Regions from separate parts of the Homo sapiens genome. Here region 2 is linked to region 1. A link is an interaction called in ENCODE POLR2A ChIA-PET data of the cell type or tissue named here. Cell type or tissue: OCI-LY7. All regions are shown on one strand. Each heading gives the region's core, and the rest is flanking DNA. Links, peaks and the distances in the headings are about the cores only.

Region 1 (11,413 bases), core at 2,355-7,354:
CAAAGCGGTCCAGCTGGTGTGGTTGTCTGTGCCCCGCAGCCACCGGCTCCCACCAGGACTTCCGAGTGTCCAGAAGCAGGGGATGTGTCCTCCCCAGACGACCACATGGCGGCTCCTTCAGGCCTTCGCTCAGACACAGCTTCAGTGACAAACTGAATGCACGGTATCTCCCTCCGCAGCCCCAATCCTGGGCACGGCCCCTCCCTCCCGGGCCCCGATCCTGGGCACGGCCCCTCCCTCCAGGGCCCCGATCCTGGGCACGGCCCCTCCCTCCCCGGCCCCGATCCTGGGCACGGCCCCTCCCTCCCGGGCCCCGATCCTGGGCACGGCCCCTCCTGGCCTCAGCATACTGGAAGGGGACCCTCCTGGCTGGGTCGATGTCTGTGTTTTTGCCCATGGAGTACGCTTCTGCTGACAGGTGCGAATGAATGGGCCCGCCTGTGTCACCTTCTGACCCTGTTTCTTCATCCAGTGACTGGCCTCTAGTTCACTTTGAGGGAGCAGAATCTAAGTAATCACTGAGGGCGGAGGCCGGACCCTCCCTTCGGAGCCACCTGAGAGGCCCCAGGCCTGCCTCACACCGCACCATCGCAGCTGGGCCTGCTGGTGCCAACCACTCCTCCTGAGCTCCCATGACTGTGCTCTGTTGTGGGGCGTGCTGGGGACTGGGGGAGCTGATGGATGGAGCCTCCCGCCCACCCAAGGATTCCAAGGGGAAGGGAGAACCAGAGGGGAGAGGCACGCCCGGGGCCCTCACACAGCCAGGCATCTGCCCCCACACCAATCACATCCACGTCGCCTGAGCAGAGGGGCATGAACGCTGCCATCAGCCTCACCCCAAACCAGGAAGAGGGTGCGGTGGCAGGTAGAGCTTCTGTGCGCCGGCCCTGTGGGCTCTGTGTCCTGTCAGCCCAGCACCACCCTCCCAGGCCCTAGAGAGCAGCAGATGCCCAGCAACTCCACGGCTGTTCCTGCACAGCAGTCCAAGTGTCAGCTGTCACCACGTGGCAGCTCAAACTCATCTTTGCCTCCCACTAGTAACCCACTAGTTTTTTTTTTTTTGCAGTGAAAAGGAAAGGTGTTTAAAACAGCCCTGGGTGGGAGTGGTGGCTCACGCCTATAATCCCAGCACTTTGGGAGCCCAACGTGGGTGAATCACGTGGTCAGGAGTTCAAGGCCAGCCTGGCCAAGATGGTGAAACCCCGTCTCTACTAAAAATACAAATAATTAGCTGGGTGTGGTGGCGGGCGCCTGTAATCCCAGCTACTCAGGAGGCTGAGGCAGAGAATTGCTTGAACCCGGGAGGCGGAGGTTCCAGTGAGCCGAGATCTCACCACTGCATTCCAGTCTGGGCGACAGTGAGACTCTGTCTCAAAAAAAAAAAAAAAAAAAAAAAACCCAACCAAACCAAAAAACAAACGAACAAACAAACAAAAAAACCAGCCCCAAGGCTTTTTGCTGTCACGATTCTGAACACACAGGGCAGCTGCTCTGCCTCCCACAGCAGGAGCCTCGCCACAGCTGTCACCTCCCCCACCTTCCCGCATCTACCCAGGCCCAGCCCACCCACACCCAATTGAGACCTGGGGGAGGGGTCTATCCCACCATCAAGCCCACCTCACTGAACCTTTTAGTGACACGAACTTTCCACAAGGGCAAGGCTCAAACAAAGGTCTTATTACTGTTTCTGGTGGTGGAGAAGATGTCGGGCTGGGGCCCAAGAAAAAATACCATGTGCACCAAGAGGGTGCAGGCAAGGGAATGCTCCTCGGAATGTACCTCTTTTCAGCCCCCGAGGCGCCCGCGTGCCCACTCACCTGCGGCCAACGCTGCCCCAAGCTGAGCCTCCCAGGTCAGTGGGGCTTCATGAAGCTCACTCAGGCAGCAGGGTGATCCACCCCAAAAGAGCCCCAGAGTTCACGCCAGGGCCCCCACGTCAGCAGGGTCCCTCACAGACAAGAACTCTTCGGGGAGACCCCCTCTGGGGAATGCATCTCCCAGGAACCAGGGCTGAGGGAGGAGAAGCCTGGAGCCCGAACCCACTGGGGCACCCACCACACTTACTCTTGTAGCTCCAGTGGATGCTGGTGACCTGGATCTCCTGTGTGGGGATGTACTCCTCCACGAACGGCCGGCCCTGCAGGCGGTGCCACAGCGCTGTCTTGCCCGTGTTCCTGTCTCCCCGGATCACTATCTTCACTGGGGACGGGAAGAGAAAAAGAAAAGGCAAATTAAACGAACCGAACCCAAGCTGCAGCTTTAAGAGCAACTACAAGGAGAGCCGGTTCTGCTGCCACCTGTTTCATCTTTCTTGCTAGAATCAGACCAGGTGACCGGCAGGCAGGGGAGGAAGACGATGGGTGGGTACCATGGCAACCTCTCCCATCAGGAGGACACCTGGCAGCACACAGAGCATCAACGGCGAACCGGGCCCAGGGGGCAGCTTTCTACTTGGAGCCAGGTCAGGCTTTCTACTTGGAGGACGTGGTTCTGCCCTAGAGCCCACCCCTGGGACCCCTGGTGACCCTCAGGGTCAGGGCCCACCACCTGAGGAGCTCTCCACAGCACCCCAGGCTTCTGCGGATTGCTCCTAACCAGGTTTTCTGCAGCCCTGGAGTCTTTTTTTTTTTTTTTTTGAGACGGAGTCTCGCTTTTTTGCCCAGGCCGTACTGCAGTGGTGCTATCTCGGCTCACTGCAAGCTCCACCTCCCGGGTTCACGCCATTCTCCTGTCTCAGCCTCCCGAGTAGCTGGGACTACAGGCGCCCGCCACCATGTCCAGCTAATTTTTTGTATTTTTAGTAGAGACGGGGTTTCACCGTGTTAGCCAGGGTGGTCTCGATCTCCTGACCTCGTGATCCGCCCGCCTTGGCCTCCCAAAGTGCTGGGATTACAGACGTGAGCCACTGCGAGCCCTGGCGTCTTCAGTGCACAATTCTGCAGAACGCGGGGCCTGCATCCCAGCTCACGCACAACGCGTGTGTGCCGGGTAGCCCCGGGCCTGGGCCTGCTTGCTCCGGGGCTGGGTTGGAGAGGCCACTGCCCAGCTTGTTTTGAAAATGTGATGGGGGAGGGAGGGCAGCTGGGAGGGGAGCACGGACTTAGCAAAGGCGGGAGGTGGCTCAGAACGGGTGGAGATGGGGATGGACCTGGCACCCGACTGGACTAAGAACACCCAGCCTGCGGAGGTGCTGGAAGAACAGGATCGAGAATGACCGAGAAGCTGTGCGGACGCAGCAGCCAGCACTGAGACAGCTGCCCTCGGACCTGGGCAGACCCCGAGAGCTTCTCACACAGGCCTTGGTGAACCCACCACAGGCACGGGGGAGAGAGAAGCCCTGGCCGTCCTCCACGTTTCCAGGAGGGGAGAGCCAGGGAAGCCAGGGAAGGGAGCCGGGTTGGTGGGGAGCAGAGGCAACCAAGGAGCAGGTCTGCAGGCTCCTCCCACTTCCCCAGGTCTCGGGCCTCCCGCCCGCTCCCCCATCTGTGTCAGGTCTGCAGCCTCCTCTCACTCCCGCAACGCCCCCCCCAGGTTTTCTGTCAGGGGGACCCCAAGCTCCCAACGCAGAGGGCGCCCGGCCTCGAAGCTCTGAGGGACCCTGGGCTGTCCCTGTGCCCCACCCGGCTCCTCTCTCCTGGCCCAGTCCCCTCCCTCTACCTCAAGGCACCTGTTCCCACAGTCATTTCTTCTCCCCTGAAGCTTGTTCATTTCCTCGCCCATCCTAGGTACCTCAACGCGCCAACTTTCAACGCCTCTGGTCATATCTCGGCGCCGGCCAGCGCTGCGGCAAAACCTCCAGAGGGGACCCAGGCGCCCTCACGGCCACGGTGGCGGCCGCACCGGCTGGGGGCAGCCAGGAGGCTCCGCGCTTCTCCCGGCCGAGCCCACCCCGCGGAAGGCTGGGCCCTCGTTCCCCTCCCTCTCCCGCGGAGAACTTGGAGAACAGAGGCCGCCTGCAGCGCCCTCCAGCCCGGCGGCCCGGCCTGTGGAGAGCACAGCAGCCCCAAGCGGAGCCGCAGGCGCTCAGCGCAGCCAGGAGGGAGCCAGGCCCCAGCGCGGCGGGAGGCCCGAGACGGGCCGCGGCGCCCTCCCTCCTCCGGCCCGAGGCAGGAACCCGGGCGCGGCCCACAGCTCTGGGCTCAGTCGGGCGGCCGCCGTCCCCCCCAGATGAGCAGCAGCCCGGGCTCGCAGAGACTGCCCGGGCCGCGCACGCATAGCCTCGCTGGGCCCGCGAGAGAACGGCGGCGCCATCCACGTCCGTCCCGCGGCCCCGAGGTCCACGGCCTGAGCGGCGGCCCTGCCTCCCCGCCCCGGCACCGCTCAGGCGGCCCACGCGCTGTGCTTCCCGGTGGTTTCCACATGCGGTGGTCCCGTCTCCGGGTCTTTCCCGGGAGTGGGGCGTTAGCAACGCGGAGAGCGCAGAGACGGTCACAGCGACCGCCCGTTTTCCCGCGGCCAGAACCAACGCGCTGACGTCCCTTGGTCCCCGCATCTCGGCTCCTCAACCCTACGGGACAGAACCCACTTCCTTCATTTTGTAAAAATGGCACATGCTCTTTGTAAGGAACTTAAACAAGGCAGACAAGCACAAGAACCAATGTTAACAAAGCCTCCCAATGCCACTGCCGGAAACCAGCCCTCATGAACGCGGGGAGCTCATTCCAGGCATCTGGCCAGTTTGGCTTCTGCAGAACGTCGGAGAGTTGGGGTCACACAGAATAATTTCTCTCACTCAGCGATACGCACTTAAGGCTCATGCAGGCCTCTCCACGGCTTGAGAACATCTTTTCAGGACTAAATAATGTTCCACCATCTGGATGCACGGAGTTGATCCATTCATCTACTGAAGGACGTCTTGGCCGCACTTTTCCTTGAATTTCCATTGATATTTTTCTCTTTTCGTAATATATATTATTCGGATACTGCAACACCCACACTCAGCCTCTGTTTATTTTTTTCATATCATTTACCAGCTGTCATTTTGCTGTGAGATTTTCCCTTTATTTTCTAAACCTTCCTTTGATTTTATTTTTGCTTTTTAAAAATTATTATTGGCCGGGCACGGTGGCTCACGCCTCTAATCCCAGCACTTTGGGAGGCCGAGGCGGGCGGATCACCTGAGCTCAGGAGTTCGAGACCAGCCTGGACAACATGGAGAAACCCCGTATCTACTAAAAATACAAAATTAGCCGGGTGTGGTGGTGGACACCTGTAATCCCAGCTACTCAGGAGGCTGAGGCAGGAGAATTGCTTAACCCCAGGAGGTGGAGGTTGCAGTGAGCCAAGATCACACCACTGCACTCCAGCCTGGGCAACAGAACAGAACCGTCTCAAAAAAAACAACAAAATTATTTTTACAAACAGGGTCTCACTGTCACCCAGGCTAGAGCCAGCACAGTGGCACCATCCTAGCTCACTGCAGCCTCAATCTCCTGGGCTCAAGTGATCCTCCCACCTTAGCCTCCCAAGTAGCTCAGACTACAGACATCTGCCAGCTAATTTTTTTTTTTTTTTTTTTTTTTTGGAAGATGGAGTCTCACTCTGCCGCACAGGCTGGAGTGCAGTGGTGTGATCTCAGCTAACTGCAACCTCCACCTACTGGATTCCAGTGATTCTCCCATCTCAGCCTCCCAAGTAGCTGGGACTACAGGCGCAAGCCGCCATGCCTAATTTTCTGTATTTTAGTAGAGACAGGGGTTCACCATTTTGCCCGGGCTGGTCTCAAACTCCTGAGCTCAGGCAATCCGCCCATCTTGGCCTCCTAAAGTGCTAGGATTACAGATGTGAGCCACCACCCCATGCCTAGTTTTTTTACTATTTTTTTCTTAGAGACAGGGTCTTGCTTTTTGCCCAAGCTGGTCTCGACCTCCTGGGCTCAAGCAATCCTCCTGCCTTGGCCTCCCAAAGTGCTGGGATTACAGGTATAAGCCACGGCACCAGTGAGGATGGTCCACTTTAATCAATGTTCCTTGAGCCTTCAGGTCCAGAGACTTTCTCTGAGCCTGCGGTAACCCTTCACATTTCTACCCGCTCTCTTTCATTTTGAAGTATATTCTGCATATGGCATCACTGTCGCTGTAGCACTAGGACTATAGCTAGAGCAGCTTTCTTATGGTTAATGTTTACCTAGTGTCTTGTTTCCAACTCCTAACTTTCAACCTTTCGACACCATTATGTTTTGGATGTGTCTCTTATACACCACATAGCCAAATTAAAGAAAAAAAAATTCCTCGAATCTCACATTCTTTCGAGCTGGTGAGTTCTGTTTACTGACAACTGCTGCTGCCATGTTATTTTATGATTTTTAGTTACAGCTCTGGTTCCCTTGCCCCTCCCCCAGCCTTCTATGCCTTTGATTAAAGCTGGACAAGGTGGTTTTCTTTTTTTTTTTTTTTTTTTCTTGAGACGGAGTCTCGTTCTGCTGCCCAGGCTGGAGTGCAGTGGCACCATCTCGGCTCACTGCAAGCTCCGCCTCCCGGGTTCACGCCATTCTCCTGCCTCAGCCTCCCGAGTAGCTGGGACTACAGGCGCCCGCCACCACGCCCGGCTAATTTTTTGTATTTTTATTAGAGACGGGGTTTCACCATGTTAGCCAGGATGGTCTCGATCTCCTGACCTCGTGATCCACTCGCCTTGGCCTCCCAAAGTGCTGGGATTACAGGCGTGAGCCACCGCGCCCGGCCTGGACAAGGTGGTTTTCAGAAAGTATTCTTTCTACCTGGTATTTATTTGGAAGATTTGCAACCTGTTTCTACACTTTGGGAACCCTTAAGTTTTCAACACTCACATCTGCTGCAGTGAAGTCTGAAGTTAACACTTCTTCTTAATAATAATATAGAGATCTGAACGCCTTGACTGTCCAGCTTCACCCTGGGCTGTGTTACTTCTGGTAGTTTCTTCTTTTATATACCCTATATAAATCATGATCACCACTGATTAACATAACCAACGCTTATTCCTTTTCTTTCCTTTTTTTTTTTTGATTAAGTCTCACTCTGTTGCCCAAGCTGGAATGCAATGATGCAGTCTTGGCTCACTGCAACCTCCACCTCCCGGGTTCAAGTGATTCTCCTGTCTCAGCCTCTCGAGTAGCTGAGACTACAGGTACGCACCACCATGCCTGGCTAATTTTTGTATTTTTTTTAGTAGAGATGGGGTCTCACTATGTTGGCCAGGCTGGTCGTGAACTCCTGACCTCGTGATCCACCCACCTTGGCCTCCCAAAGTGTTGGGATTACAGGTGTGAGCCACCGCACCTGACCCACCAACACTTATTTCATTTTCACCACATATTTACCAGTTTCTTTGCTTACCTTTGGTTTTTTTTTTTTTTTTTTTTTTTTTTTTTTTTTTTTTTTTTTGAGACAGAGTCTGGTTTTGTTGCCCAGGCTGGAGTGCAGTGGTGGGATCTCGGCTCACTGCAAGCTCCGTCTCCTGGGTTCACGCCATTCTCCTGCCTCAGCCTCCTAAGTAGCTGGGACTACAGGCGCCCGCCACCACGCCCGTCTAATTTTTTGTATTTTTAGTAGAGACGAGGTTTCACTGTGTTAGCCAGGATGGTCTTGATCTCCTGACCTCGTGATCTGCCCGCCTCGGCCTCCCAAAGTGCTGGGATTACAGGCGTGAGCCACTGTGCCCGTCATTTTTTTTTTTTTTTTTTTTGAGATGGAGTCTTGTTCTGTTGCCCAGGCTGGAGTGCAGCGGCGCGATCTCAGCTCATTCCAACTTGTGCCTCCCGGGTTCACACGATTCTTGTGCCTCGGCCTCCTGAGTAGCTGGGATTACAGGCGCCTGCCCTCATGCCCGGCTAATTTTTGTGTTTTCAGTAGAGACAGCGTTTCACCATGTTGGCCAGGCTGGACTCAAACTCCTGACCTCAAGTGATCCACCTGCCTCAGCCTCGCAAAGTGCTGGAATTAGAAGTGTGAGCCAGCACCCGGCCCCCTTTGCTTTTTGAAATCCACTCCTGTGTTTCGAGCTCAACTCCACCTCTCTGAAGAATAACCTTCAGTATTTATTTCTAAAAGAGCCTTTGCACAGTGAGCCTCAAGCTTCGGCAGAAGTGGAGCCAGTCACACGGCTCTCAAGTGCTCATCAGACAGAGACCTCAGCCCACGTCGGCCTCCCCTCAGCCCACGTCGGCCTCCCCACAGCCCACGTCGGCCTCCCCTCAGCCCACGTCGGCCTCCCCACAGCCCACGTCGGCCTCCCCTCAGCCCACGTCGGCCTCCCCTCAGCCACAGGTTTGCTGCGAGCTGGTCACCAGTCCACTGCATGCTCCTCTCAGGGAAGTCTTTTTGTTCTGGTTGCATCTAAGATGTTTACTTTTTAATGTTTTGAAAATTTCCAATGATGTATCTAGCTGTGGATGTTTTTAAACTCTGGACTTCTTGGAGTTTCCTGTATTTCATGAACTCTGGAAAGTCCTCAGTCTTCCCTTTCTCCTTTCTTGCTCTCTTCTCCTTCTGGAACTTGTACTGGACATGGGCTGGCATCGCCTCCTCCCTGGGCCGCACATCTCTTCCCAACACTGCTCCTCTCTTCAGCTGAGTTAGTGCTGCTTCTCGTGCTGCTTCTCCTGCTGCTGACTGATTTAACGTTAATGACTATGTTTTTCATTTCTAGAGGTTTTCATTCTGTTTCTTTTTCAAACATAAACTGTCTGCTCATGGTTTTTTGTATTTATAATTGACATAATAATTGCACATATCATGGGCATACAGTCTTGACTAGTCTTAAGATTGCTTCCTTTTACATCTTTATCAATTTTAACATACATTTGTTTTCTATTATCTTCACATTTTGAGAATGAAGAGTCTTATTTTCTCTCCCTTGAAATGAAATTTACTCCTTTTAAAAGCTAATTACCCATATACACACCTACTATATGGCCACAAACTCTTTTTTAAAAAAGCTAATTACAAGAAATCCTGTAACATCAGAAATAAGGCAAGTAAAATAATCTGATTTAATTATTTTAAAAAATTACCCCCCCCCCCTTTTTTTTGAGACAGAGTCTCACTCTGTCACCCAGGCTGGAGTGCAGTGGCGCGATCTCGACCCACTGCAACCTCCACCTCCCAGGCTCAAGCAATTCTCCTGCCTCCGCCTCCTGAGTAGCTGGGATTACAGGCATGTGCCCATCACACCCAGCTAATTTTTGTTATTTTTAGTAGAGACAGGGTTTTGCCATGTTGGCCAGGCTGGTCTCAAACTCCTGACCTCAAGTGATCCACCAACCTCGGCCTCCCAAAGTGCTGGGATTACAGGAGTGAGGCACCATGCCCAACTTAACCTCTACTTTTAAGTTAAAAAGTTAGGCTGGTCGCAGTGGCTCTCTCCTGTAATGCCAGCACTTTGGGAGGCCAAGGCAGATGGATCGCTTGGGCCCAGGAGTTTGAGACCAGCCTGGGCAACATGGTGAAACACTGTCTCTACAAAAATTACAAAACTCAGCCAGGCATGGTGGCGTGCACCTGTAGTCCCAGCTACTCAGGAGGCTGAGGTGGGAAGATTGCTTGAGCCAGGGAGGTGAAGGCTGCAGTGAGTCAAGATTGCGCCACTGCACTCCAGTTCAGGCGAAAGAGCAAGACCCTAAATAAATAAAATCAATTTCAGAATCTTTTTTTTCTCCTGCTGGTCCCTTGATCTTGGGTTTTCTTTTTTTCTGCTTAACTTCAGAATCTTAAATGTTGGCTGCAATAAGCTAAGTGATTCTCCTGGAAAACCTTTAGGATTCATCCAAGAAACGCTAAGAAGCCCTGTACTTACCTGTACTTAACCTCATGGTAAACCTGCTCTTTTACTAAACGGGATGTGAACACGACCTCTGTTCTAAGCTTGTTTTAGAAGATACAATGCAGAAAACACAGAGCTCTATTTGAGGCCCTGAGCCTTTCTTACCCTGATTCAATTTAACTCCTTCACATTCCTGCAGCTTTCCTGCAAAATATGGAATAATTTTCTTACATTTTCATACCAAGAAGAGCTTATGATTTATCTCAGATGCATGAAGGTTTAACTCCTAACCAGGCCCTCTCACAGTGCCAGCAGCATCTCCTGGGCCCATTACAAGGGCCCAGCCACCTCCCCACCCTGACAGCCTGTGCTGCAGCTGGTGTCAGCCACACCTTGCTCCTCTCCCACTCTGCACCCTGCAAAGATTTCCCATCCTCAGCAGCTTCAGACTACTTGGTGTCGAGGCAGGTAAAAACCAAGGTGACCCCAAGAAAATGGCTGCTCCCCCAAAGGAGGCAGAAGGAGGAAGTGAAGATGAGGAAATGTCAGAAGATGAAGAAGATGACAGCTGTGGAGAAGAGACTGTCACACCTCAGGAGAAAGGCAAGAAGGCTGCTGCAACCCCAGCCAAGAAGGTGACAGTTTCCCGAACAAAAAAGGCTGCAGGTGCCACACCCACCAAGAAAGCAACTGTCACTCCAGGCAAAGCAGTCGCCACACCTGCCAAGAAGGGAGCCATAGCAGGCAAAGCACTGGCAGCAGCTCCTGGCAAGAAGGGACACCCCAGCCAAGGGGGCAAAGAACGGCAAGAACGCCAAGAAGGAAGACAGCGATGAGGAGGAGGATGACTCTGAACCAGCAGTGATGAAGGCAGCAGCGGGTGCCCCTGCCTCAGGGGATGAGGACGAGGACGATGAGGACGATGCTGAGGAAGATGGCTCTGAAGCAGCACCTATGGAAACAACACCAGCCAAAGGAAAGAAAGCTTCTACAAATGCTGTTCCTGGGAAAGCCAAGAGGATGGCTGGGAATGAAGATGAAGAGGATGATGAGGACAAGGACGAGGGTGACGATGATGAAGAGGATGAAGTGATGAAGACGACAAAGAGGAGGAAGGGTCTGTCAAAGAAGCACCTGGAAAATGAAGGAAATGACCAAACAGCAGCTTCTGAAGCCAAGAAACACAAAGTGGAGAGTGAGAAGCACAGAACCAACTGTGCCTTTTTTTTTTTTTTAAGACAGGGTCTCACTCTCTCGCCCAGGTTGGACTGCAGTGGCGCAATCTTGGCTCACTGCAACCTTCACCTGCCAGGCTCAAGTGATTCTCCTGCTTCAGCCTCCTGAGTAGCTGGGATTACAGGCGTGTACCACTACCACCCGGCTAATTTTTGTATTTTTAGTAGAGACGGGGTTTCACCATGTTGGCCAGGCTGGAACGTCTTTCAATCTTTGTTGGAAACCTGAACTTTAACAAGTCTGCTCCTGAGTTAAAAACTAGTATCCATGGGCCAGGCCTGGTGGCTCACGCCTGTAATCCCAGCACTTTGGGAGGCTGAGGTGGACAGATCACAAGGTCAGGAGTTTGAGACCAGCCTGGCCAACATAATGAAACCCTGTCTCTACTAAAAATACAAAAATTAGCCGGGCGTAGTGGTGCGTGCCTGTAGTCCCAGCT
Region 2 (11,413 bases), core at 6,414-11,413, 52 kb before region 1:
TCCCCAGGGGAAGTGCCCACCTCAAATAGCCGCAGTCCACTTGCTCACACCGAGAGCTTGCCTCTTTTTCAGACGTTTGCATGTCAGCCCTGTGCTGCAGCCTCCGAGGGAAGCTGGTTTCACTCTCACTCTGCAGTCATCTGACAGGAGTGTTTCCAGGAAGGCAGCCGCAGCTCCGGGCCAGAGTCCCCTGCAGCAGCCCCAGCCCTGGCCTCACCCCCTCAGGCCAGTGCACGGGGCACAGAGGCTCCCTCCTCATCAGCTCCCCAGGGGGGCTCCCCCAGGGCAATCCCTGATAAAAGGACAAAGGCCTGGGGAGGGGTGGGACCTGGAGGGAGGTTTGCTTCAACGCTGGACAGTGGGGAAGCTCTTGTCCTCCAACTCAATGGCATAGAACCTTGGGGGGAATCTGAAGCCCGCCTGTCCAGGGCAAGCCTGGGGCTGGCTGTGGCCAGGAGACCCTCAAGCACATGAACTTGTGCTGTCACACAGCAGCATCCGTGCCAGCAACCGTGGGAAAGAATGGATTTCTGTCAGCTTGTGTTTTCTGTGAACTTGGGAAGGACACACAGGAAAGTAATAGAAGATTCACACCTGTAATCCCAGCACTTTGGGAGGCCAAGGCTGGATCACTTGAGCTCGGGAGTTCAAGACCAGCCTGGGCAATATAGTGAAACCTCCGTCTCTCCAAAAAATGCAAAAATTAGGCCGGGTGTGGTGGCTCACGCCTGTAATCCCAGCACTTTGGGAGGCTGAGGCAGGCAGATCACCTGAGGTTGGGAGTTCGAGACCAACCTGACCAACATGGAGAAACCCCGTTTCTACTAAAAATACAAAAATTAGCCCGGCGTGGTGGTGCACACCTGTAATCCTAGCTACTTGGGAGGCTGAGGCAGGAGAATCACTTGACCCTGGGAGGCAGAGGTTGTGGCTGAGATTGCACCATTGCACTCCAGCCTGGGCAATAAGAGCCAAATTCTGTCTCAAAAAAAAAAAAAAAATAGCCGGGCGTGATGGTGCACGCCTGTAGCCCCAGCTACCTGAGTGGCTGAGGTGGGAGAATTGCTTGAGCCCAGGAGGTTGAGGCTGGAGTGAGCCATGTCTCTGCCCCCGCCTCCTAAGCACCCGCCAGGACCAGTCACCACGGTTGCACTTCACACCCACAAACTCTAGAGGTCTGTGCTCACACTTGGTCCCAGCAACTGTGACCATCTGGCCAAGGCCACCCAACCCTCCACCCAGGATGCTCCAGGTGGCTGGAAGGTCCCCGCCCACCCTGCCACAGCCACATTCTCCCAGCCCTACCGCCACCCTCCCCAGTGGGGCCTCCCACTTTTTTAGCTCTCGCCCCTTGGTCCCGGGACCAGGGCAACTGCGACCATCTGCAACCTCTGCCCCTGGGCCGCCATGTTTCCACCATCCTTCCCTGCTTCCCTGCACACTTCTCCACCTGGCACCTCCCTATGCTGTGCTCACCTGCCAGGGCCCTGCGCTTAGGTCCTTCTAGGTTCCCTCCAACTACCCCCATTCTGCAGCTAGCTGGGCCTAAGGGAAGTTGCTCCCCAGGGTGGGGCGTCACTGCTGGCGGAGAAACCTGGGGATGACCTGGGCCACTGGCTCACTCTCCTGAACCACATCTGCACAACATGCCCGTTAAAAAAAAAAAAGCTGCTGCCATCCCAGCAATTTGGGAGGCCAAGGCGGGCGGATCATGAGGTCAGGAGTTCAAGACCAGCCTGACCAACATGGTGAAATCCTGTCTCTACTAAAAATACAACATTTAGCCGGGCATGGTGGCACGCAACTGTCATCCCAGCTACTCAGCTGAGGCAGGAGGATCACTTGAGCCCGGGAATCTGAGACCAGCCTGGGCAACATGGCAAAACCCCATCTCTACAAACAATACAAAAATTAGCCCAGAATGGTGGTATGCACCTGTAGCCTAAGCTACTAGGGAGGCTGAGGTGAGAGGATCACCTAAGCCTGGGGAGGTCAAGGCTGCAGTGAGCTCTGGTTGCAGTGTGTGCACCACTGCACTCCAGCCTGGGCAACAGAGCAAGACCCTGTCTCAAAAATAAAAAAATACGCTAAATAAACTTTACAATACAAAAGCGGTGGATTAAAATTTCCATTACCGGCTGGACACGGCTCACGCCTGTAATCCCAGCACTTTGGGAGGCTGAGGCAGGTGGATCACTTGAGGCCAGGAGTTTGAGACCAGCCTGGCCAACATGGTGAAAACCCATCTCTACTAAAAATACAAAAAATTAGCCAGGTGTGGTGGCTCACGCTTATAGTCCCAGCTACTCTGGAGGCTGAGGCACAGGAGTCACTTGAACCTAGGAGGCGGAGGTTGCAGTGAACCACGATCGCACCACAGCACCCCAGCCTGGGTGGCGAGCAAAACTCTGTTTCAAAAATAAATAAATAAATAAATAAATAAATACTAATATGATGGTATAAGTACCCTTTACCCCTTGCTTTTGGAAAAATATGTTAATGTAATGGACATTTTTTGTTGTTGTTGTTTTTGAGATGGAGTCTCGCTTCTTCGCCCAGGCTGGAGTGCAATGGCACAATCTCAGCTCACTGCAATCTCCGTCTCCCGGGTTTAAGTGATTCTCCTGCCTCAGCCTCCCAGGATTACAGGCACATGCCAGCATGCCCGGCTAATTTTTGTATTTTTAGTAGAGACAGGGTTTCACCATGTTGGCCAGGCTGGTCTCGAACGCCTGACCTCAACTGATCCTCCCACCTCGGCCTCCCAAAGTGCTGAGATTACAGGCATGAGCCACGGCACCCGGCTGTAATGGACGTTTTCTAACCAGATGTAGTGGTATGCACCTGTAGTCCCAGGTGCTTGGAAGGCTGAGGCAGGAGGATGGCTTGAGCCCAGGAGTTCAAGGCTGCTGTGAGCTATTACTGTGCCACTGTACTCCAGTCTGGGTGACAGAGCGATATTCTGTCCCTGCAAAAAAAAAAAAAAAAAAGTAATGGAAATTTTTTTTTTTTTTCCTCTGAGACAGAGTCTCGCTCTGTGGCCCAGGCTGGAGTGCAGTGGCATGATCTTGGCTCACTGCAACCTCTGCTTCCCAGGTTCAAGCAATTCTCCAGCCTCAGCCTCCTGAGTAGCTGGGACTACAGGTGTGAGCCATCACGCCTGGCTAATTTTTTGTATTTTTAGTAGAGACGGGTTTTCACCATGTTGGCCAGGCTGGTCTCAAACTCCTGGCCTCAAGTGATCTGCCCGCCTCAGCCTCCCTAAGTGCTGGGATGACAGACGTGAGCCACCAAACCCCACCTCATTCAGCTAAGTTTTTTTTTTTTTTTTTAAGTTTGCAGTAGAGATGGAGTCTTACTGTGTTGCCCAGGCTGGTCTTGAACTCCTGAGCTCAAGCAGTCCTCCTGCCTTGGCCTCCCAAAGTCCTGGGTTACAGGTGTGAGCCACTGCCTGGCCAACATATTGGGTTTTTTTTGTTGGTTTTTTGTTTGTTTGTTTGAGACGGAGTTCTGTTCTTTTTGCCTAGGCTGGAGTGCAATGGTGAGATCTCGGCTCACTGCAACCTCCGCCTCCTGGGTTCAAGCGATTCTCCTGTCTCAACCTCCCAAGTAGCTGGGATTACAGGGCCTGCCACCACACCCAGCGATTTTGTATTTTTAGTAGAGATGGGGTTTCACCGTGTTGGTCAGGCTGGTCTTGAACTCCTGACCTCAGGTGATCCACCTGCCTCAGCCTCCCAAAGTGCCGGGATTATAGGTGTAAGCCAAACCTATTGGTTTTTTGTATTAATTAATGATAACATTATAGTCCAGTTTCTGGCTTTGAGGTTTTTTTTGCTTTTTTTTTTTTGAGATGGAGTCTCGCTCTGTCGCCCAGGCTGGAGTGCGGTGGCACGATCTCAGCTCACTGCAAGCTCCGCCTCCCAGGTTCACACCATTCTCCTGCCTCAGCCTCCCGAGTAGCTGGGACTACAGGCGCCCGCTACCACGCCCGGCTAATTTTTTTTTTTTTTGGTATATTTTAGTAGAGACAGGGTTTTACTGTGTTGGCCAGGATGGTCTCGATCTCCTGACCTCGTGATCCGCCCGCCTCGGCCTCCCAAAGTGCTGGGATTACAGGTGTGAGCCACCGCGCCCGGCATGGCTTTGAGTTTTAACATCTGCAAGTTTGACAACTTTGTCAAAATTGATCTTTTTCTTGTTGTCATGATACTCCAGCTATGTTTATCCACCTATTTTTCCTCATGGTCAACCAGAAAACACTTTTTATTCACTTGAATTTAGAAAATTGTCTTTCACTTAAAGCCACAGATACACAAAGGTAGGAAGAACCTTGACCACAGGACATAGTGTTTGGTTTATAAAACTCCCACTTCACAGGACATTCTAGACATTGTGATTCTGTCTGTGTCTTTGTTTTTTTAAGGTGATCCTAGTGACATTCAGATCTCTCTGCAGTCAAAATAATTGTAAATTCAAATGAAAACTCCCAAGTGGCCCCACACGGTGATGATTATACAACTAATGTCCTGTTTTGCTGTCGAAGACAGGAGCCAGGCCGGTCACGGTGGCTCACGCCTATTATCCCAGCACTTTGGGAGGCCAAGGCATGTGGGTCACCTGCAGTCAGGAGTTCAAGACCAGCCTGGCCAACGTGGTGAAACCCCGTCTCTGCTAAAAATACAAAAATTACCCAGGTGTGTTGGCGGGCACCTGTAATCCCAGCTATGTGGGAGGCTGAGGCAGGAGAATTGCTTGAACCCAGGAGGCGGGCGTTGCAGTGAGCCGAGATTGCACCATTGCACTCCAGCCTGGGTGACAGAGGGAGCTACTGGGAAGGCAGAGGCATGAGAATCACTTGAACCCAGGAGGCGGAGGAGGTTGCAGTGAGCTGAGATGGCACCACTGCACTCTAGCCTAGGAGACAGAGCAAAACTCTGCCTCAAAAAAAAAAAAAAAAAAAAAAAAAAAAAAAAAGGGGAGCAAGTTGTGCCGACAGTGGACAGAGAGGCCTTGGGAGCTGCTGCACAGCAGGGCTGCCTACTGGGGCTTAAGCCTCCAGAACTGTCTGGGACCCCCAGAACTTCCCCTCATCAGCCAGCACAGCCAGGCGACTTTCCCCTCCTCACTCCCACAGCAGGCAGGAGACAGTGGATCTGGGGGCCCTCCAGCCTCAGGGGCACCAGGCTCAGCTCTTCTCCCTTGGCTCGCTGGAGGCTGGCAGTGGGGAGGCCACTTCCCCATGGGTGGGACCATGTTGCTCTCTAGGACCCCAGTAGAAATGGCCGTGTCCCACCCCATCATCCTGCAGTGGAATTAATAATGGAAAGTCCCGCCGGGCACAGAAGGCTGCTCTGCATGTGGGCTGACCTTAGCAAGGATTGCCAGACACAGGGAAAAAACAGAGCCCTGAACCAAACAAAAGAGCGGAGAGGGAGGGTACAGGCACCAGAGGAGAATGTGAGAAGAACCAAATTAGTAATCTTAGAAGAAAAAAGAGAAGAATTTGTGAAATAGAATGCTATAAAATTCAATGCTATAAAAAGAACTTAAGAGAATGTAAGAGGAGTCAGATGTCGTGGTTCATGCCTATAATCCCAGCTACCTGGGAGGCTGAGGCAGGAGGATCACTGGAGCCCAGGAGGTGGAGGCTGCAGTGAGCCAAGATTGCACCACTGCACACCAATTGGGCAACAGAGCCAGATACCGTATTAGAAAAAGACAAAGGAAAGAGAGAAAGAAAGGAAAGAAAGAAAAAGAAAGAAGGAATATAAGAGGGAGCCCTTCTAAATAAAAAATGTGATATCGAAGTTAAGAAAAATGTTAAGTAGAAAGGTTATACATTGAGGAAATCTCCCAAAATTAGAACAGAAAGAACATGAGTTGAAAAACAGGAAAGACTGGCCAGGCGCGGTGGCTCACGCCTGTAATCCCAGCACTTTGGGAGGCTGAGGTGGGCGGATCACCTGAGGTCAGGAGTTTGAGATGAGCCTGACCAACATGGTGAAACCTCGTCTCTACTAAAAATACAAAAAAATTAGCCAGGCATGGTGGCAGGTGCCTATAATCCCAGCTACTTGGGAGGCTGAGGCAGGAGAATCGCAGAAACCCGGGAAGTGGAGCTTGCAGTGAGCCAAGATTGCGCACTGCACTCCAGCCTGGGCGATAAAGCGGGACTCCGTCTCAAAAAAAAAAAAAAAAAGTTGGTTGGGCATGGTGGCATATGATTGTAGTCCCAGCTACTTGGGAGGCTGAGGCAGGAGGATCACTTGAGCCCAGGAGGTCAAGGATGCAGTGAGCCACAATTGAGCTGCTGCACTCCAACCTGGGAAACAGAGCAAGGCCTTGTCTCAAAAACAGTAATTAAAAAATAAAAATAACAGAAACTGCTACCATCAGACTGGGTGCCAATATGTAATAAGAGAGGAGGGAACGTTTTCTGCCAAAAAGTAGGAAGGACAGATGTCCAGAGAGAGGGCCGCACTGTCTCTGGGTGTGATGTCCATGTGTCTTCATTGTGGTGGAGCCGGGGAGGGTCCCGGGGCCTGCCGGGTGCTTCTCACTGTAGGTGGTGCAGCAGCTGACACAGATGGTGGGGAAGAATGTGAATTGAGTAAGTCAAATGGCCCTAGGAAATTAGGCGAAACCTGGTGCAGTTGTGTGGCCTGCTCTTCTTTTGTGTATCAGGGTCTCAACTTTTCTTAGAGGAGCTTATCTAGGTACAGCATGTAGTATCGGCGGTGACACAGACATTTTCTTATTTAACCAATGACCACTCAAGGATTGCTTAGTTTAGGTTCCATTAAGCTACCAGCAGAAGGCACTGATTGTGAAATTTCACAGCATTACCCTGCAAAGTGGAAAGGTACCATTAAGAGGGATAAAGGTTTTGTTATGATGTGGAGTCTCATTCCTTTGTCTTGGGAAGGCTGTCTGCAGCATTTAAACATCAGCTTCTCCTCCTGGTTTGTAGTTTGAATGTCTCTGGTCATAACATCAGACAGTTTGGATTACAGGCTTGAGCCACTGCACCCAGCCCCATCAGTTTCTTTATTACAGTTCTGAAAGTTTTAATTTAGTTCATTGACCTTAAAGTTATCAGAAATCTGCCGGGTGCGGTGGCTCACGCCTGTAATCCCAGCACTTTGGGAGGCCGAGGCGGGCAGATCACGAGGTCAGGAGATCGAGACCACGGTGAAACCCCATCTCTACTAAAAATACAAAAAAAAATTAGCCGGGCGCAGTGGCAGGCACCTGTAGTCCTGGCTACTCAGGAGGCTGAGGCAGGAGAATGGCGTGAACTCGGGAGGCAGAGCTTGCAGTGAGCCGAGATCACGCTACTGCACTCCAGCCTGGGCTACAGAGCAAGACTCCGTCTCAAAAAAAAAAAAAAACAGTTATCAGAAATCTGTGTTCAAGAGTACTTGTTAGAGTCTTTTCCATGAAAACCAATTTTGGACTGTACCTTATTCCAAATGCTTTCAGAAAACCATTGTGAATGATAAAAACTTAAAATAGCCACAGTTAAAAATCTGATGACAGTTCCCAAGTGACAAGGAAACTTAGTTACTTCCATTACATGCAGCATGTTAAGATAGCAACCAGAATGGTGACTACCAGTGTCACATCAGGGCCATCAGACTTTTATAAATTTCATATAATTTTTAGAATACATTAATAACATATCCAGAGCCAGGTGTGGTGGATCATGTCTGTAATCCCAGTAACTTGGGAGGCTGAGGTGACAGGATCACTTTTGGCCAAGAGTTTGAGATCAGGCTGGGCAACATAGCAAGACCCCACCTATAATAAAAATAAAATAAATTACCTGGGTGGTGGCACATGCCTATAGTCCTACCTGCTTGGGAGGCTGAGGTGGGAGGATTTTTTTTTTTTTTTTTGAGACGGAGTCTCGCTGTCACCCAGGCTGGAGTGCAGTGGCACGATCTCGACTCACTGCAGGCTCCGCCCCCCAGGGTTCACACCATTCTCCTGCCTCAGCCTCCCGAGTAGCTGGGACTACAGGCGCCTGCCACCACGCCTGGCTAATTTTTTGTATTTTTAGTGGAGACGGGGTTTCACCGTGTTAGCCAGGATGGTCTCGATCTCCTGACCTCGTGATCCGCCCGCCTCGGCCTCCCAAAGTGCTGGGATTACAGATGTGAGCCACCACGCCTGGCTGGGAGGATTTCTTGAGTCTAAGATTTTGAGGCGGCAGTGAGCCATAATCATGCCAGTACACTCCATCCAGCCTGGGCAACAGAGACCCTGTCTATAATAAACAAACAAAAACGTATCTATACAAATATAACTTTAGGAAAAGTTCAACATAACCAAAATTATGACTAACATTAAATTTTCATGAATTTTTATAATTTGTGGAACATTTATACCAATAAATACTAATAAATATAACTGAAAGATTTAGTGTTATCATTTGACAACTTATCAAATAAGTCTTATCATTTAATATCTCTACAAAGTGAGGTGTATATTCTTTGAGGCTCTTCATGAACCGAAGTGGAAAATCGCAAAGTTAAATTTAGGTCAAAAAGACTTAACTTAGGATATTGATCCTGGGGAAGCCAGTCAAAGATGTCAAAAGATTCAAAACACTTAATAAAAATAGAATCATAGTAACCAGAGTGATAATCAAAAAACTTTGGGCTGGGCTTGGAGGCTCACACCTGTAATCCCAATACTTTGAGAAGCTGAGGTGGGTGGATCACAAGGTCAGGAGTTCGAGACTGGCCTGACCAATATGGTGAAACCCTGTCTCTACTAAAAATACAAAAATTAGCTGGGCATGGTGGTGCGCACCTGTAGTCCCAGCTACTCGGGAGCCTGAGGCAGGAGAATCACTTGAACCCAGGAGGCAGAGGTTGCAGTAAACCAAGGTCATGCCACTGCACTCCAGCCTGGGCAACAGAGAGATACTCTGTCCCTGGAAAAAAAAAAAAAAAAGCAATGTATGACATAGGTGACCAGTTTTTTTAGTTTTGTATTAGTGTATTTTTAATAGAAAAGATCAATATTTAGAAAGACTTACAAATAATTCCTTCTAATTATAGCTAACTTAATTACACACAAAATACCTTTCATAAATTCCCTTTTCACAAGTCTTATCAAAACTTACTCATACCAGACCAGGCGTGGTGGCTCATGCCTGTAATCCCAGCACTTTGGGAGGCTGAGGCTCACCTGAGGTCAGGAGCTCAAGACCAGCCTGGCCAACATGGCGAAACCCCTCTCTACTAAAAATACAAAAACTAGCCAGGAATAGTGGCATGTGCCTGTAATCCCAGCCACTCAGGAGGCTGAGGCAGGAGAATCACTTGAACCCGGGAGGTGGAGGTTGCAGTGAGCTGAGACTGTGCCACTACACTCCAGCGTGGGCAACAGAGCAAGACTGTCTCAAAAAACAAAAACTTACTCAGACTATTGGTGACATGCTTGGACTTTCTGTTTTGTCCTATGGTTCTGCTTTCTTTCCTTATCTTTTTCTTTCTTTCTTTCTTTTTTTTTTTTTTTTTGAGACAGGGCCTGACTCTGTTGCCCAGGCTGGAGTGCAGTGGCTCTATCTTGGCTCACTGCAGTCTTCACCTCCCAGGCTCAGGTGATCTTCCAAATTCAGCCTCCCAATTAGCTGGAACTACAAGTGTGTGCCACCATGGGCAGCTAATTTTTATATTTTTTGTAGAGATGGGGTATCACCATGTTGCCCAGGCTGGTCTTGAACTCTTGAGCTCAAGTGATCCACCTTGCCTCAGCCTTCCAAAGCACTGGGATTACAGGCATGAGCCACCACACCTGGCCAGTTTCTTTTTCTTAAATAACCGGTCACTTTAGGACAAACATTTACCATATGTGATTCCTTCTTATTTAAAATTATTATCTCTCTCTTTTCTTTTCTTTCTTTCTTTCTTTCTTTCTTTTTTTTTTTTTTTTTTTTGACAGAGAGTTTTGTTCTGTTGCCCAGGCTGGAGTGCAGTGGTGTGATCTTGGCTTGCTGCAACCTCTGCCTCCCAGGTTCAAGTGATTCTCCTGCCTCAGCTTCCTGAGTAGCTGGGACTACAGGCACCCACCACCACGCCTGGCTGTTTTGTATTTTTAGTAGAGATGGGGTTTCACCATATTGGCCAGGCTGGCCTCAAACTCCTGACCTTGTGATCCGCCTGCCCCGGCCTCCCAAAGTGTTGGGATTACATGCATGAGCCACCATGCCTGGCTATTTCTTTTTTATAAACTTACTTACCAAAATATATCTTCATATCCATAACTTCACATTTCTCTTTCCTGCTTACTGATTCCTATCTTATTTCATATTTGGAAATAACCTTGAAATAACCTCCAAATTAGACAAAATTATTCTTTAAAAAAATAAAGATCACATTTTATGCCTTTTTTATATTTTTCCTCATCAGAAGCACATGTTATATGGAAATGATCCACACACTTAAAGAACATCTGTTATTTAACATAACACAACTTTAAAATTTAAAGTACATGAAAAGTTCATTTATAAGAATTAATTGGCTGGGCTTGGTGGCTCACACCTGTAATCACAGCACTTTGGGAGGCTGAGGTGGTGGATTACCTGAGGTCAGGAGTTCGAGACCAGCCTGGCCGACATGGTGAAACACCATCTCTACTAAAAATACAAAATTTAGCCAGGTGTGGTGGCGTGCACCTGTAGTCCCAGCTACTCGGGAGGCTGAGGCAGGAGAATCGCTTGAACCCAGGAGGTGGAGGTTGTAGTGAGCTGACATTGTGCCAATGCACTCAAGCTTGGGCAACAGATGGAGTGAGACTCTGTCGCAAAAAAATAACGAATTTATCAGATTTACATTTACGTAATGTATTTATTTATTTATTTACGTATTTAGGGCACATTGGCATTGTGTGTACTAATATACTTATTTTTAACAGATTACCTAGATTACTTATGAAAACTGAGATATTGGCTGGGCACACCTGTAATCCCAGAACTTTGGGAGGCCTAATCAGGCAGATCATGAGGTCAAGAGTTCAAGACCATCCTGGGCAATATGGTGAAACCCCGTCTCTACTAACAATACAAAAATTAGCTGGGCTTGGTGGCATGTGCCTGTAGTCCTGGCTACTTGGGAGGCTGAGGCAGGAGAATTGCTTGAACCTGGGAGGCGGAGGTTGCAGTGAGACAAGATCGCGCCACCGCATTCCATCCCAGGCGACAGTGTGAGACCCCGTCTCAAAAACAGAAAAAAGAAGACATAGTGAGAGCGGAGTAAGCATGTCACTTAAACATGTGGAAGTGAACACCCAAAAGTACAAAGCAGCTGTGAAACTTGGAAGCAGTAACCTCTGGGGATTGGGAACATGGTGGGCAGAGGGACAGGGGGTGACCACTGATTTTTTAAAAATCCAAGCTGTC

The links. ChIA-PET counts read pairs that join two places held together with the same protein. Peaks named below come from ENCODE experiments on the same cell type or tissue, not always from the same donor. Only the 100,000 strongest peaks of a DNase experiment are listed, where the experiment ranks them.
Region 2: POLR2A ChIA-PET joins it to region 1 with 5 read pairs; 6 of 35 experiments call an interaction of 5 or more read pairs at or near these places.

The regions. Positions count from the first base shown.
Region 1 is chr9:136,814,311-136,825,723 of GRCh38, reverse strand. It overlaps RABL6 (RAB, member RAS oncogene family like 6), which reads right to left. Exons shown (of 15, transcript NM_024718.5): 2 at 2,065-2,199. It also overlaps the pseudogene NCLP1. Among named protein-coding and RNA genes, the nearest start is that of MIR4292, 11 kb to the left of the region's middle. RefSeq lists an enhancer at 2,545-3,433. In OCI-LY7, for the core only: no CTCF peak of the experiment used is centred there; no DNase peak of the experiment used is centred there.
Region 2 is chr9:136,870,641-136,882,053 of GRCh38, reverse strand. It overlaps a transcript of TRAF2 not described here. Among named protein-coding and RNA genes, the nearest start is that of EDF1, 10 kb to the right of the region's middle. RefSeq lists enhancers at 1-80, 1,076-1,125 and a silencer at 1,246-1,295. In OCI-LY7, for the core only: no CTCF peak of the experiment used is centred there; a DNase peak (open chromatin) is centred at 9,443.